2 separate regions of the Mus musculus genome follow, and region 2 is linked to region 1. Evidence: chromatin loops called from intact Hi-C (ENCODE). Cell type or tissue: left cerebral cortex. All regions are shown on one strand.

Region 1 (8,000 bases):
CTTCCCTGACTTCCTTGCAGCTACAGTGGGGTTTGCTGAATTGGCCCCACTGCTTGGCTACCCACCTATCAGACCATCACTGAAGCAATGGGGCAGAGTGCCCTGGTTTTTAAGGTCAGCAAATGTGGAACACTGACTGGGTCCATGCCCATGGATGGGAAACATGTATTTGAGGCATGTAAGTTGGTGGCATCTGTGAACTCTTATCTGTGTAAGGCCCCAGTTCTAGGCAGATACATCTTTCTGAGGCTGCCATCCAACCCCTTGCATGAGACATGGACACAGAGTAGCAGAGGAGGGAAGGGCTGGGAAGACACTGCAGGTGGCAAGAAAGGTTTGGGCTGGGCAGAGCTGGCTTATTCCACTGTGGAACTGTCTCCCATGGTTATCTGAACCCCCATGTCAGTTTGCCGTTACCTAACTCTCCCATGAGGTACCACAAAGGCACCATTCACCAGGGCTCTAGCTCTTTCTGCACCTTGAAACCTTGGATCTCTGTCCAGGAGGCAAAAGTCTTTCAGCCCTCCTCCCAGCAGGCCATTCTCTGAGGCCACAAGAGCAGCAGCAAGTCTCTTGATACCCATTGCAAATCCCTTCTCCTCTTCAAGTTCCCTCAGGTTCAAGCCAGTCCCTCCTTCCTAAATGCAAATGCTCTCCTCGGTGAACCTTCCAGATTCAGAGTCGAAACAGAAATGTGATGTCATTTCTCACTGCTCCCGCCTCACCTAGTGGCCGTCACCCTTAAAGGAGATGCCAATCCCACTTCAAGAGACTGGGTCTCTAGCTCAAGTGCCTCATCTCTTGTCTGTCCATTCTGTTTGTGGGCCCAGTCCCAGGACAGAATCATCCCTGTCAGGGCCACCTTGCCTGGCATGGTGCCTCCTAAGGACAGAGAAACCTTGGGGCTAGGCTGCCTTCATTAGCTCCCCAGGGCAGCCATGGGCATGACAACTCTCCAGGACACACCGTTTGCTCTATGAAAGCTGGAACTTTGGGCCTTTCCTTTTCCAAGAGAGCCTCTGATCTCTGGATATTCACACTACGACATCGAGGGCATGTTGGATCCTAGGGTCACAGCGCCTCATCTCTCATCTGTCCATTCTGCTATGGACTGGGAAGGCTGGTTTTGGATGGATGGATACCCCAGAAACTGTAGAATCTGGCTGAACCAATGGTGGGACTGGGGTGGGGCCTGAATTTTCTCTGGAGGTGACCAAGTCCCTAGTGCCCAGATGACTAGACCCAGGGTTTGACCATTTTCTGCCTTTAGCCTTCGTGACCCGGAGAGCCACTCCTGATCCTGCATAGGCAGAGGCCAGAGCTGTGAGAGACACCCTGCCTTGGCTCAGTGCCAGTATTACACTTGGGGGAAGGGGGGAGAAACAAAACAAAACCCCCAAACAAACTCAAATCCAAAAAACAAAAGGCAGCTGCCAGCAGAAGGGAGGCTGAGTAACAGCCGGGCTGAGTCATGGCAGGAGGAGGCATTTGGTATGAGCGGGAGAGTATTCGGCCAGCTAGGAGCAGCCTCCTTAGGCCTAGAGGGAAGGGGAGGAAGGGGAGGCCCACATGCTGCCCTCTCTGGACGTCTGAGGTACTAGTCAGCATCTCTATAGAACACAGAGTCTTCACAGGTCCACATGCTAGGGATGGCATGGGGCAGACCAGCTCCCCACCCCCGCCTTGCATCGGGAAGCTCGGGCCCAGGTGCCACCCAGACCTCCTCAGTCTTGCCTCAGCCCAGTCTTAGAGGTAACAGACATAAACCATTACAAGGTGGTTGTAGGAATGAAGAGAGCCGCCTCAAGCACACAAGCTCTGGCTGCAGGCCTTCGGACCTGGGGCACCTGATGGACACGCTGGCAAGGCTGCTGGCTGGCGCCCTGCTCTTTCCTTGACAACTTTCCCACAGTTCCTCCGTAATGCCCCTGGAGGACCTGCCTTACCATAACTCTCCAGGATGGATTCTGTTTACCTCTTCCTTGAGAACTGAGGTTCCTGGCTCTTCTGTAAGTCCTGAGTGCAGTAGACATGGCTTTGGGGATAGCCGGGAGAGAAGTGGATTTCTGACCCCAGCTAGTGTCCTGGCCAGAAGACTGGGCAGCCCCTCGCCCCTGTGGTTCCAGTTGCTGCCGGTGTGGCTAGGGACAGTTGGTAAAGAACCCTGCCCAGCACCGTGACCTCAACTAACACAGCACAAAGACTAGCCCTCAGGGAGCCTTGGGTGAGCCTGGTAGGGTGTGCCAGTGTGTCTTCACTGTACCACCCCCTAACAGACAAGTGTCTGTGTGCTGGTGACACCCTCATCCTACTGAAGCTTCAAGTTTGGGAGCTGGCAGATGTCTGAGGATGGTTTTCTGTCAGGCATTGGGAACCTGAAAGAAAGAAGTCACCCAAGACCACCCAGCCAGGTTTGCTGGGAAAGGCTAACCCTGCTCCATGAGATACCTCACCTCTCTTCCGAGGATGGGCAGGGACTCCACAAACTCATTGGCTTTACCCCACTCAGAACTCGTGTGGTCCCAGCCTCTCCTTCAGATGTGGTCTGCTCCCTGCTCGCTCTAGCGGGTGCCTGCCTCTCCCGCCCCCAAGCTCCCTGCGGGAAGGGGTTCCTATGGCACCCCTTCCCCCGCACACACTTAGCTCACTGGAAGCCATCTGCCCGGAGATGGTGGCAGCAGATGCCTCAATGCACAGCGGTGCCTGAAACATAGTCGGCCCAGTGCCCAATCAACCTGGGCCCGTCCCATCAGGGCAGGGGCTGTGGCCAGAGGCGTTTTTTTGCACAGTGAGGACAGGCAGGTCCTGGATCCAATGGCATTTCTAGGATATACATACCAAGTTGGTTTCCAGGCCTAGACTGGGAAAAAGAGCCCTTAGCCTCATCCCTGCCAAGGATGTCTGAAAGCCAAACCTACTTCTTCAGCCTCAGGAAGAGGGTAATGGAAGAGGAGCCAGACGTGAGACAGGACCTCTGTGGGCCACAGCACCTCCAAAGCATGGTGGTACACACCTGTAATTGGGAGCGGAGGCAGGAGTTCCCGGCCATGGGCAACAAAGGGAGACACTATCCCAGTACACAATGAAAAGATAAAAAGACAAGACTCGGGTTGAGCCTGGAGTCCTCTGGACTGATGCTAGAACTGTCATTCCCAAAGATCTGCTTCTGTTGGGGCTGCAGACCTCTGATATAGACCTCTGGTATAGCCCCACGGTCTGTAGCCCAGTGCTCAGTGTAAGAGAGGAAAATTCATTGTGTAAGCCTGCCTGGGGCAATGGGCAGACAGCCAGATTCCTCAGGACCCCACGGCGGAGAACCAGGAGGCTCTGAAGGCCCAGTCCTTCCATCCTCCCCGGTTCACCCTGCATCCCCCTCGCAGCGTCCCTGCAGGGCGAGTGTGCAGACACAGGCTCACCGACAGGCGCGCACACGCCTCCGGGCCGCCTCTGCTCCCCTCGCATCTTGCATTTGTTTTGCTTCAGCAGGGCTCGAATGGGGACAAGCTGCACTCTCTCAACTAGCAGATCCCTTCAGCCCCCCACGGAGGTGCCATATGTCAGTGTCATGAATAGGCATGAGGTTTGGGGGCGGGGCAGTGGCAGCTGCCAATCACTGGTTGGCTGAGTGGCGCGGACAAAGCCGAAGGGTGTGGTGGGTCAGGGTCTGGGCTGCTGTTCTGAGTGGGCACCCCTAGCACCCAGAGGGCCTTTCTAAAAGCAAAGCCAGATCTCCAAAGGTACAGGCAGTAATGGCCCAGAGTCACCAGAGCCCTCCATCTTTGTGGCTTATAATGCCAGCTGAGGGGGTCGCGCACTTCGTCCGGGATGACTCTGTCCTACTCCCAGGACACCCGCCCTGGCCTTCAGGAGTCAGGGCCAAGCCTGCACCTGCCAGAGCAAGGGAGGCAGTCAAATTTAGCTAGAGGTGCAGTGGGTCACTCCAGAAAGACTCAGAGCATCCCAGAGCCTTGAAGGTTGCCAGGATTCTGCCGGTAGCTGCCAGTGTGCTGCCAATGGTCCCATGTGCCAAGTGTGCTGTAACCTGTCCGTAGGCAGTATCCTGGCTGTTCTCTGCTTCTCTGTCGCCAGCGCTGTGTTTCTGGGGTCCATCCACCCCTTTATCTCACAGCTCTGCCGTTTGTCCCCTTTACCTTGAGGATGTGGGTGACCCTTTGCTTCCTGCGGTCACATGTTAAGCAATGGACACTGGCAGTGCAGTTATCCCTCCCAGAGATGGTCTAACCCAACCATTGGTCCCCTCAGCCGAGACCTTTTCGGCCACATGACCAGTGACCATGTTATGAACGAAGGAACGGAGCCTGTGTCCGTCTGGGGTGGTGGGAAGGTTCTGCCCACTGTGGGCCCCTGCAGGCTCCTTCGCCTCATTTCCAGCCCTGCTGGAGGCTGAGTATGGATTGGACTGACTGCTCCAGGTTAATTGGCTCTCTCTCCCCTGCCAGCATGACGGATCCTGCATGACATTTCCCCAGATAGTTAATTGATAGCCAAGTAATTTGTCATGGAGACCTCGTTATATGCCAAGTGGGTCCCCTAAGCTGTTAGCGGCTGTGCCCCAGAAATAAGATTGGCAAGTTAATAATGGAGCCTTAATCATACTGTTCCTTGTCAGCGGAGGAAGAGGATGTCTAGGAGGTAGCATGGCTTTTTCCTAGGACCTCAGAGACCAAGCTGCATGAAGTCCTGAGGACCCACTTCTGCTTTGCTTAGCTTGCATCTGAGGGTCTGACTGAAACCAGGGTGACTCTGCATGGCTCCAGTCCACTGTTCCTCCTGGTTCCCTTTGGAGGAGCATCAGAGGGACCAAGGATCACCTAGAGCAGTGATTCTCAGCCTCCTTAACACTTTAACACTGTTCCTCAAATTACGGTGACTCCCAACCATAAAATTATCTCCATTGCTGCTTTATAACTGTAATTTTGCTACTGTTATGAATCATAATGAAAATATATCATATTCAGAATATCCAATATGCCATTCATGTGACATGGTCATGTGCCCCCCCACCCCCACACACAGGTTGTGACCCACTAACCTAGAGGGAGAGGAGACCATAAGCTGCTGTGCCTGCTCCTGTGCCAGGGCCCTAGGGCATGAAAGCCAAAGGGGGCAACAGAGTCTCAGACTGCACAGTCCCCTACCCCATCACTGGGCCCCAGCCTCAGCTTCAGCCCCCAGAACAGCAGCCCTTTGGATCTGAACCATCTGAGGGACCCAGGTGTGGAAGGCTTCCTGCCCGTTCTCTGGCACTCTGGGAAGGTGGAAGACCTCTATGAGGTGAGGTTTAGGTGAGACCTTTGAGATATAATCCTGTAGGGGACCACAGGACCCCGTTTCCTCACTCCCTTGCTTTCTGGCTGTCACAAGACCAATCGTGGCTCCTGACTAAGTAAGGCATGCTGCCTCCCCTCAGGCTCCAGAGCGACCCTTGGCCATGAGCCAAAATAAACCTCTCTTTCCTTTAACACGGTTCTCTCCAGTGTTTTGTGATCGTTGTAAAAGCTGATCAACTAGGGTGGCCTCGCTCCACATAATTGACAGGGGAAACTAGCTAACGTTACAGGACACCACAAGCACCCAAAATGATGTTTCTGTATCTCAACTGTTTTGGTGGTGTAGGCAAGGACGAGGGGATCAAATTCATGCTAAGCAAGTGCTCTACCACTGAGCCACAAGACCATCAGGAGCACTGGCTTCTGGGGTAGAAAGGACGGGCACACAGCTTAAAGGGTCTAATGCAGGATTAAAACAGACACTTTGTTGAGATGGAGAATCGTATAGGGTGCAGACCTGAATGAACCTCAAGGTCAAGACGGAAAACCCCCACCCAAGCTTAGGAGGGCTACCCTCGGCGACCTGTGGTGGTGCGTCAGCAAAGGCAACGGAGATGGGTTGGTCTGGGGGGAAGAATGTGTGTGTGTCACTTAGCTCTTTGGCAAACAAATTACCTCAGGTCAAAGACTATGGCGTGTGGCTTCTGAGGGACAGAAGACTGGAAGCAGATGGGCTAGGGGCTCTTCCCCAGGGTCTCAAGAAGTTACGATGATGACACACAGGGCTGCTGTCAGCCAAAGTCTGGGGAGGTGGAGCAGACACTTCAAAGTGGTATCCTCAGACAGCTTGCGACATAGCAACTAAAGATACCAGAGGGAGGGAGGAGGGAGAGTCAGCCACACATGTTGACATTGAGAATAGCCCCTGCCTGTTTTCTCATCCTTTATGAATCACACAAGTGACCCTAATGCCAGGCAAGTAGACAAATTTAGGAGGGTGGGGGCGCTAGGCTTTCTTGGAGAATGGCTACCAGAGGTACCAAGGAGTCAAGCTCACACATGGCCTTCTGATACCAATGCTCCTGAAGGAGATGTGCACTGCTGGGCTCCACTGTGGTGGGGTGGTGGTGGTAGGGAGAATTAAGTAATGGGTGCACAGAAGGTAAGCCAGCCCCTCCCTAGACAAGAGGAAAGCCAAGAGGGGAGAAACAAGAGGTTGCACAAGTAAAATGAATGTAATTATGATACCCTACTCAGTTGAGTGTCCTGTGTGCAGGGACATGTGTGGGAGTGCACATGTGTGCATGCACATTCATGGGCACATAAGCAGTGGCTAACATCAGAGGGCAGAGGATGGATGGGCAACATCCGAGAAGCCAGTCTGCAGTCTCTAAATCTGGTGGGGTGAGGGGGGGGAGGAGCAATGTTGGCAGGGGTGGGGGTGGGGGAGGAGCAATTGTTGGCAGGGGTTGGGGAGGAGCAATGCTGGCAGGGGTTGGGGAGGAGCAATGCTGGCAGGGGTGGGGGAGGAGCAATGCTGGCATGCTCACTAGAGGTAGATACCCAGAGGCTGGAGAGGTGCTTCCTCAGGGAAGAGCGCTCAAGCACTTGCTATTCTTGCAGAGTTCAGTGCCCAGCACTCAAGTCCACCTCACGACATGGCTCACAACAGTCTGTAATTCCAGTGTGAGGTCCTCTTCTTGCTCCTCAAGTACTACAGTTACATGCACATACCACACCCAGACACACACAAAAATGCTTTTAAAATAATGAAGAAAACAATCATATGCTAAAATAAGTTTGCCTGTGAGAGGGACTCGGGCAAGAAGGTGCAGGCGTCTCACTACAAGCCAAACAATGCAGGAGTTGGCTTTGACTTGAAAACCACCATCAAAGAGACTTAAAGGAGGAAAAGTAAAACCAAGCTGGGATGTCATTCAGTTGGTAGTGTATTTTTTTCTTTCTTTTTTTTTTTTTAAAGATTTATTTATTTCATGTATATGAGCACACTGTAGCTGTCTTCAGACACACCAGAAGAGGGTATCAGATCCCATTACAGATGGTTGTGAGCCAACATGTGGTTGCTGGGAGTTGAACTCGGGACCTCTGGAAGAGCAGTCAGTGCTCTTAACCATTGAGCCACCTCTCCAGCCCAGTTGGTCGTGTTTGTTCAGCAAGCACAGAGCCTTGGCTTTGATCTCCAGCATCAGTGTGGTGGCATAGACCTGCAATGTGGCCCCACTGCTAGGAGCTGGGAGAAGGAAGACCAGAGGCTCAAGGTCATCCAGTTCTGCTGTGATCAGACCCTGTTAAAACAAAACAAGACAAAATCCCAGCCCAAGCCCAAACTACACCCTCTCCATCAAGACCTGATCCAGGTGCCTCTGCCTGGAGTCCCGGCTCCTGCACTTTATCTTCCCATTTCCCAGGAGCCTTTAAGGACCTGGAGCAGCGGGCGCCTGCTCTGTGTGGGGAATGGGAACCAGAGTCCTATTCTATCACCACGGCGACACCCACCTGACTACTTCTTGGGCCATTCATCTGCAAGTCAGTGGTCCCGTGCCGCTGTTCTGTGCCTCTGCTTTTAATTAATCAATTGGTTAGGGCAGTGCAGTGGGGATGCTGGATTGGGTTGCTGCTGGGGTGAGTGGGCCAGGTGGGTAAGCCTCTACCTTACGACGCTGATGCTTGCTCCTCACCTTCGATACC
Region 2 (8,000 bases), 280 kb before region 1:
AGTGGGTGCTGGCTAGGAAAACCTCAAGGCATTTCTCCAATCACTCTTCTCTTTTAACAAGTCTCCACTGTAATGTAACGGTTTTACAACCTTCCAAACCACCTCCATCAGTTGAGGAATGTGGGGCCCAAGGCTGTTGACCTTTTTAACCTTCAAAGTCTCCTTCTTTCTGAAGGAGAATCCCCGGTCTCCAGGCTGGTGTCACACTTCCCCAGATCAGGGTACTTTTATGGTTCCAAGAAGCCCACCATTTCAAAGCAGCCAGGCATACAAACAAGGACCCAAGCACAAAAGAATTGTCAGACAGACACACTTACCACATGGCATGCATGTATGTCGGGGGGAGCCGCGGGCTGCTTACTGGGGTGCAGTTATATGACCTCATGATTCTTTCTGCCAATAAAAAATTTCTAAACAAACTTGCCACGAGCAGGTCCTGTCGGAAAAGCTTTTGGAAGAGATCTGAGGGCAGATAAAAAATAACAAGGAACCTTCAGTGATTTGTGCCCAGGACTGGAAGCCAAAACCACAAATTCTCTCCCATCAAAAAATATTACACACAAGTTGAGATTGACACACACATTTCACACTGGTAATATATATACACACATGCACATATCAGCCTACATATGAACAAATACCCCAGTCCCAGCCAAACTATAAACAAAGCACACACGCTTTATAGCTGGGATTCTGGTTTCAAAGGTAGTGCCAGTATTTATTCAGGAAGCTGAGCCCCGAGCCTGCTGGGGAAGCATTACGGAGCTGAGAGCAAGGCTGACACCCACTGAGCATTGGACCCTTGGTCCTGAACACACGTGGTGGTGCCAGCCTCCTTAGACTGGTCTGCTCCCCTTGCTATCTCCCAGGCCCTGTGAGCTTCCTCACTGGCTCTGACTGGTGCGGTGTCTCACCCCGAGGGAGCACATTCCAGGCGATGGTATCTGTGATGGCTGTGAAGATCCAGTTCAGCTCTCCCAGAGGGGTCCTCCGGTCATTCAGCCGGCCAGGGATCCTAGACAAGATGTCCACTGCATTAGTGCTGCCATGCCTACTGAAATAGGCCAGGGAGTCAGATGTGGGAACAGAGAGGGAGAGCCTCAGGCTCAAAGACAGCAGGCAGGGCTGTGGCTGGGAAGGCCTCCTAGAGTCCCTAGCATTCCCACAGTTCCCACATGTCTTCTTGAAGGAGACAAGAAACTACGCAGGCTCACCCTCAGCAGTTCCTACTTTTCCCTCTCCACTGAAGACACACCGACAGTTTTTCTGTTGCCTTTGTGTGTGTGGACAGAGAACAGCTGCCAACACACGGTTGCACAGTTCCACACACGTAGCACAAGCCAACGGGGCTCAGGGACACATCTTGTGCTGTCAGGGGATCCATACATTTCAGTCTGTAAGAGCTGAGGAAGAGAGTTCTCCCCGGCACAGCCTACTCACCTCGCGGTCATTCAGCTGGTCCACTAGAGTACAACCAGTGGGAAGGACGGATGAGAAGCACACAGCATGTGCATGCATGAAAGGCCAGGCAGTGCAGAGACTGCAGACACTCAAGGGAGAGACTGGGGAGGGAGTGGCCACTTCCACGACGGAAAGGGAGGTGAAGGAAAGCTGTGTTGAGTGCTAACCCAGGAGAAGGCTCTGCATCCTGACAGGGCAGAGCATCCATGTCTGTGGCAAGCATATGTCCATTGGAGACCAGAGTAGTTCAAAGCCCTAAGGTGTGGGCATGCTTCTTTCTGCTCTGCAGCAAGCTTAATTTTACCCACTAGGTAGCACGTTTAATTATATCTGACTAGAAACTCTTTCTTCCTCCCAGAAGGAAAATCTTCACAGTGATTTGGTTTAGAGACTAGAGTGTGATTTGCTATTTATAAGGTGGAACAGATTAATAATTCCCATTATAGTCACCTAGTTGATGGTATTGTCAGTAAGAACAACTCAAAGACAAAGACTCAGGAACAGAGGGGAGCAGGGCCAGGCTACCTACCTAACACAGCTACACTGAGTAAGCTCGTTCTTGTTAAGAATTCCATTTGGTTTAGAAACAAAAATATGTCCTTATATTCAAGGTGGTTTAGTGATAGGAGAGAAAAGGGTGTGTGGGAGAGGGGGTAAACGACACATGACATTTACATCAGGTTTATTTCCAAAGGCTGGCATGCTATCACACAGCCTAGTGCTGAGCATGTATGGGGACCATTACGTACCTTACTACTAAAGAGAAAGCAAGGCCCAGGGAGGAACTCGGCATGGGGTGTTGGGGACTGGCTTGCCCTTCCACTGAGCATGGGGTTGTCCTTACTGCTCTTTACCGTGGAGACCACCACATGGAGGTGTGCGTGTATGGGGCTGGTGCCTTGTGCACTGGGCAGTGTTTTGGGGAGAGGTACAGGGCCTCTAAGAACCAGAGCCTGAGCATGGTCTGCCTCCAGACCTAGACTGTTAACAGGAAGAGCCCACATGCCTGGAGTCAAGTGAAGTCACCACAGATCACCTTGTTTTCTCAGGGACAGTCTCTGGGAATGTGAACCAAAGCTGTCTTCTCGGCAGTGAGAAGTGGGCTGGCAAGATTCTCTACCCTAGCCTCGGTCCCCGACAGCCACTGTGAGCAGAGCATGTGTTGTCTGGGTTAGGATCCCACAGCAACCTGAACCCCCCACCCCCAACCACCAATTTCCCCCGAGATTGTCATGAGGACATAGGCAAAGAATCTGCCCAGTTGCTGCAGACAGATCAGTCATGTTGACTGACTGAGTACCTGTCTAGTGGGCGAGCAGTGATGTGGCTGCTGGCTCGTCTGCAGACAGGTCCTTTTTGGGATGACGAAGGTAGAAGTGAGCCTACTCCTCACTTTGGAGCTGTGGCTTCTGTGCCTGGGAAACTGGGAGCCTATCTTGGATCATCACAGGCTACAGTAGGACCCAGAGGGATCCAACCTGAGACCTCACCCCATTCAGGAAGCTTCTCTAGGCCCTACAAAGTCCACTGACAAGCACAGGGGCTCTTTTAAAATTTAACTCCTCAGTGCTAACCAAGGACAAACTTAATGTGGAAAATGATCACAGGATTGAAAGATGAGAAGCCAAATTCTAGTCCCAGCTGTGCTGTGGCTGGGCAACTTCTGCATCCTGTGTCTCGGCTCTGAGTCACAAAAACTAACCTTATGTGTGACACACACGGGACTAAAATAAAACAGGTCACACTTGCACAGCAGATGCCGTGGCAGCCAGATACCTCCTTGGCAGGGGCATGCCGCCTCCTCAGCTCTCCCTCCCTCCTTCCCCTCCCGCTGTTGCTGTCGGCACGAGGGCTTATTCCCATCTTGTTCCCATCTTCCCACAGACACTGCTCCCTGCAGCTCTCTGTTTCCTGCCAGGGCTCATCTTCCTTGACTTCAACACCCAGGCTATCGCTGCTGACTACCAACTGCCACAGAGTGACCACTTTTAAATGTCTCCACTGCTGTGCACATGATAACTTCAGGGTGGGGCAACTTCTGGAATGGCCATCTGGCATCATCTTGGGCCATACTCTCTTCATCCCGAGCGCACCCCCCCCCCCGCCCCCCCGGCCCTTGTCATGACCTCTGCAGTCATTCAGCAAGACTGTCCATTTCCCTTCTTCACCTAGTTGACAGACAGGCCTTGTTACAACAGTGGTCATCCAAACCTCAGTGAGAAGACATTTCTTGTTCTATGCATTCATTCCTATGAGCAACACACCAATCTGTGTCTCACTAGCATAGCCTTCCCCACCTAATCCTCACATGGGGCTGCACAAAGCTAGCCTGTACAAAAACCTATTGTTCAGCTGGGTACTGACACTCAGACCAGTTGTGACAGGCTGACTACTGACTGGAGACTACGGCCATGTGTGCCACTGCACACGGGCCACCTCCCAGGAAGGTATTCTCTTCATTCTCACAAAGTGGGGCTGGAGGCCTTGGGGGAAAGTGGAGAACAACTGGACACATTTGGCCTACCATCTGCCTCACAAGGTACTGAGGACTAGGAATAACTGGACCAGGGCTGCAGGAGGTAGGCTTACAGCAAGCTGATGATGCCCAAGTCTTGTTGACCCACATGAACCAGAGCTCCTCCTGTGCTTGCTCTCTCCTTCACAGCTAGAAAACCACAGGGCAGCCAACAGCAAAGCAAGTTTCCCCACTGCTCAGACTTGAGTGTCTCCACTTAGAATCTCTAAGGACTGCTAGGCATCTGTAGCAAGATGAGCAGGAGAAGAGCAGGCTGAGCATGTCCCAGCTAGACCTGGGCACACGACACAGGGGGGAACATCCAGGCCTCTGAGGCACAGAATAAAGACTTCTGAAAACAGAAGATTCCCTTCTGGGCCTCGAAACCATTACTAACCGAGCAAGCTGAGGGCTGAGTGTGTTTGACCTGTTACCACTCTCCATCCATTCTTCTCCTGGCTGGCCCAGAGTCACATCACAGTGCTGGAGACGTCAGAGCTGGCCTCTGTCTGTCTGCTTATGCTGCCCACGCTCCTTCGTGGGTCAGAGACTCTGGCTCCCCTGGGGCCAGGTCCCACTCAGTGTAGCAGGATCTCCATCTATTCTGTGTAGCTCAAGATGCCCTGGGCCTGACAGCTTAGTGAAGCTCCTGCATAACCTTCAAATCTTTAACAACATTCACCTCTGAGGAGCTCAGGCATTCCTCGAAGCCCTTGCTTGTGTTCTTTTTATTACTTATTCACCATTGCTCCTCTATGCTAATCTCCTCTGTAACTAGATAATAAATTCCTATGGGCAATGGCTTTCGTTCCTCGATATGTATCAATCTTCTTATAGTTTTTGGCAGAGTGCTGAGCACACTGCATAATCTCAGCAGCCCACAAACCTGAGTCACAGAACTTCTACTTGAAAACAGCGGCAACTCCCACTCATTGCTAAGACTCCCCATCGCCCAGTGGATAGAATCCTAACTCTTTATGGCAGCTGGCAGCTGTGCACGGGGACAGGAAAGGAGTCAGTTTAAACGCTATTCTTCAGCTGTGTCCTCAGGGTCTTTCTCAGCTCTTGAAGTGAGCAAGGTGGAAGAAAGGGAACCTGGCCATCCCAAGAGTGCTGCAGTGACTAGGCAAGACAGAAAAAGATTCTAGCTTGCCTGTGTGTCCACCTGTGATAATTAGCTGTAGCTGTCAACTTGCCATACACAGATTCACCGGAGTTGTACTGAGGAATTAACTGCCCAGATCTGGTTGGCCCGTGAATGAGGTTGAAAGGTGACTGTCTTATCCTAAAAGTGGGTGGCACCATTCCCTGAATTTGGGTCCTGGGTGTTTCCAGTTCCTGCGGTGTCCTGACTTTCCTGCCATGATGAATTCTAAACTGGAGCTGTGAGCTAAACTAAATCTTTTCTCCCCTTGGTTGCTTTATCATAGCAACAGAAAAAGACCGCAGGACAACCAAGCAGTATGGGTGCTAACTCAAAGGTTAGTCTTCCCCAAATTATTCCCTTACCCACATGCACTTTCACATTTCAGTACATTCTCTGTGCTGTAACAACAGTGTCTTGGCTGGCCTCAGGCTTGGCACAATGCACTATGCTCATGTGCCCATGTGTGCTTGGTTGGTCAATGCTAGAATCACTACTGAGGGATCACAATGCTCTGTGTGCACAAAACAAACCTCCAGCTTCCAGGAAAATGGCACTGTCATATCAGAGACATGCTTTTCCCACAAAGTAAGGACATAAGAAGACAGTCATAACATGATATAAGTCCTACTATCTAAAATCCACTATGAACCCTGGCGCACATCCCTTGGCTGGCTCAGTGTGCACAGCAGCAAACGATGTGTAACGCACTGAGACCCCGTGGAAGGGCAGGCTGCATGCTTGTCATAAATGCCCACAGATATAGAAAACAGTTTGAAGGATCCACCAGTCCTAACTGAGTATCTTGGCAGGGCAGAAATTACAGGTGTTTTTAAAAATCCTTTTTGCTTATCTGTGTTTAGTGATATACTGCTAAAAACACAGTCCTTACATAACAAAGGAAAAAAATCCATTTTTTTTTCCATAAAAGAGAGGCAGTTTCTAAAAAGGGAAGGCCTTTAAAAGCTACACATTGTGCACCTGTGTAAACGGACTAAGTCAGTCAGGGTGTGGTGGATCGCCACTTCTCAAATGACCACAATGAGGTGACTGTGGAGAGCGCTGTGGACTCACTGCAAATGATTCCTTATTTGGAAATGCTTTGAGACAAGGAGCATGGGAGGTGAACCCATCAATTTCCTTTGAAAACCAGGGTCAGTGCATCATGGCTGGCTCTTCAGTAAGGCAGGAGCTACTCAATCAGTCCACATGTGCACACGTCCAGATGCATCCAGAGCCCCAGTAAGAGGCTGCACTGAAGCACGAGCGTATGGTTGCACAGACACTTCCCTCTAATGACTCAGGGTTGTAGGGCAGAGTGCTGATGCCTGAAGCTAATTTGCTGGACAATGAGTGTTTATGAGACTTGTAAAAATATTTTTCATTAGCTAAATTAGACCACAAACCACATGCCTTGATATTTCTTCCACAACCTATTAATACCCTATGCCGCCTGAACTCCTCAAAGTGTACACACTCTAAACACTCACAGACGTCAAGTGATCATGAATCTGTGGCCTACACCGTGACCCACGGACAGTCTCAGGAGTGTGGTTTCCCAGTGCTGTAGCAGCACCGCCCCCTCCCTACCAAACACACCGACACTGAGGAGCTGGTACCACAGTGCCACGTGGAGTCAGGCAATGAACAATGCACAGGTCTCAGGGCTTATGGCTTCCCATGTTCCTAAGGGTTGGTGCTATCGAATGACTCACATCGGTCTTCTTGGAGAGTCCATAGAAGGGCTATGCATGTGCTGAGAGGATGTGCGTGGCAGTCAGCTTTCAGTAGTGACACAGACACACATAGACAGACAAGGACACAGCAGCCACAAAGACCGTCCTACCGTCTGCCTCTTCACCAAGGTCTCACTCCCAAGAATTCATTTAAAACCTACTTATCTTCTAGGGCCCCATCTCCAAATACTAGGGCTTCAACTAAGAACTCTTAAGGCACATAATTCAGCCCACAGCATCCAGACCAGGAGATGACAGAGACACAGAGCAGAATACCTTAAAAAAAAAAAAATGCCCATGCACATACTAAGGTAAAACTGTCAAAGCTGGTGAGAGAAACCTTAAAAACACTGAAAGGAAAATATGCAGGGGGAGAAAGGCCACACAGTCAGCACAGGTCAGAGCTGCCTCCTCCTCCCCCAAACTACAAACTGACAGAAAGACAGACCGACAAGCATGGTGGTGGCAGACAGTAGCCAAGGCCTCCAAGGCACTGAGTAGCAGGCATGAAGTCACTTGGAAGGGCAGTCCTGGCTGAGGTCAGTGAAGAGTGGGTGTGCAGATCTTCAAAGACCTCAGTGGAGCACCGCAACCTGTATAAGGGCAACGTGAGCTGATGCTAAGTCAGTCAGAGGAACCAAGTTTTGTTTTAATGTTTAACAGCAACATAGCGCATTAACAGAAGAAAGGAAGATGTTCAAACCTTAGCAGCCATGGCTTTCCTTGGTCAGATGCAGGGAGAGTTATACAACAAGTTTCAGCACCAATCAGTGAAAACGAGGGAACTCCCTACCTGGTGTTGGCTAGCCATGAAACACTCACAGGTCACGCTATGCCTAACAACAAAACACAGGATGTCTTTCCCTCCACTGATCCGCGACGGCAGAGGCTGACTGCCCAGCTTCATGGTTTACATTTAACACTGTACCAGAGGTGTTAGTTCAATAGAGTAAGAAAAAGAAACAAGAGATGCAAACATTGGAAAACCGTATGCATTTGCAGAGGGCATAATTATAAACACAGATCTAAGGAATTTGCAATACAACGACCAGAATCCGGAAGTAAGTTTAGTGAGTTCAGAGGAAACAAGGCCACTCTACAAAATGCATCACATTTCTATATGCGAACATACAATTAAAAACCC

The links. Hi-C counts contacts between places; a loop is a spot of excess contacts. Peaks named below come from ENCODE experiments on the same cell type or tissue, not always from the same donor. Only the 100,000 strongest peaks of a DNase experiment are listed, where the experiment ranks them.
Region 2: it touches region 1 in a loop (2.2-fold over the local background); 8 of 42 quality-filtered maps call a loop at or near these places.

What each region holds. Positions count from the first base shown.
Region 1 is chr11:119,510,689-119,518,688 of GRCm38, reverse strand. Endov (endonuclease V) reads right to left here. Exons shown (of 9, transcript NM_001164636.1): 9 at 7,224-8,000. Among named protein-coding and RNA genes, the nearest start is that of Gm39484, 8.5 kb to the left of the region's middle. In left cerebral cortex, CTCF peaks have their summits at 1,583 and 3,416; DNase peaks (open chromatin) are centred at 1,489, 2,613 and 3,486; H3K27ac peaks cover 4,332 bases.
Region 2 is chr11:119,791,784-119,799,783 of GRCm38, reverse strand. Rptor (regulatory associated protein of MTOR, complex 1) reads right to left here. Exons shown (of 34, transcript NM_028898.3): 8 at 915-1,015; 9 at 318-462. Among named protein-coding and RNA genes, the nearest start is that of Rptoros, 39 kb to the left of the region's middle. In left cerebral cortex, no CTCF peak of the experiment used is centred here; DNase peaks (open chromatin) are centred at 1,489, 1,693, 3,223 and 4,901; H3K27ac peaks cover 6,156 bases.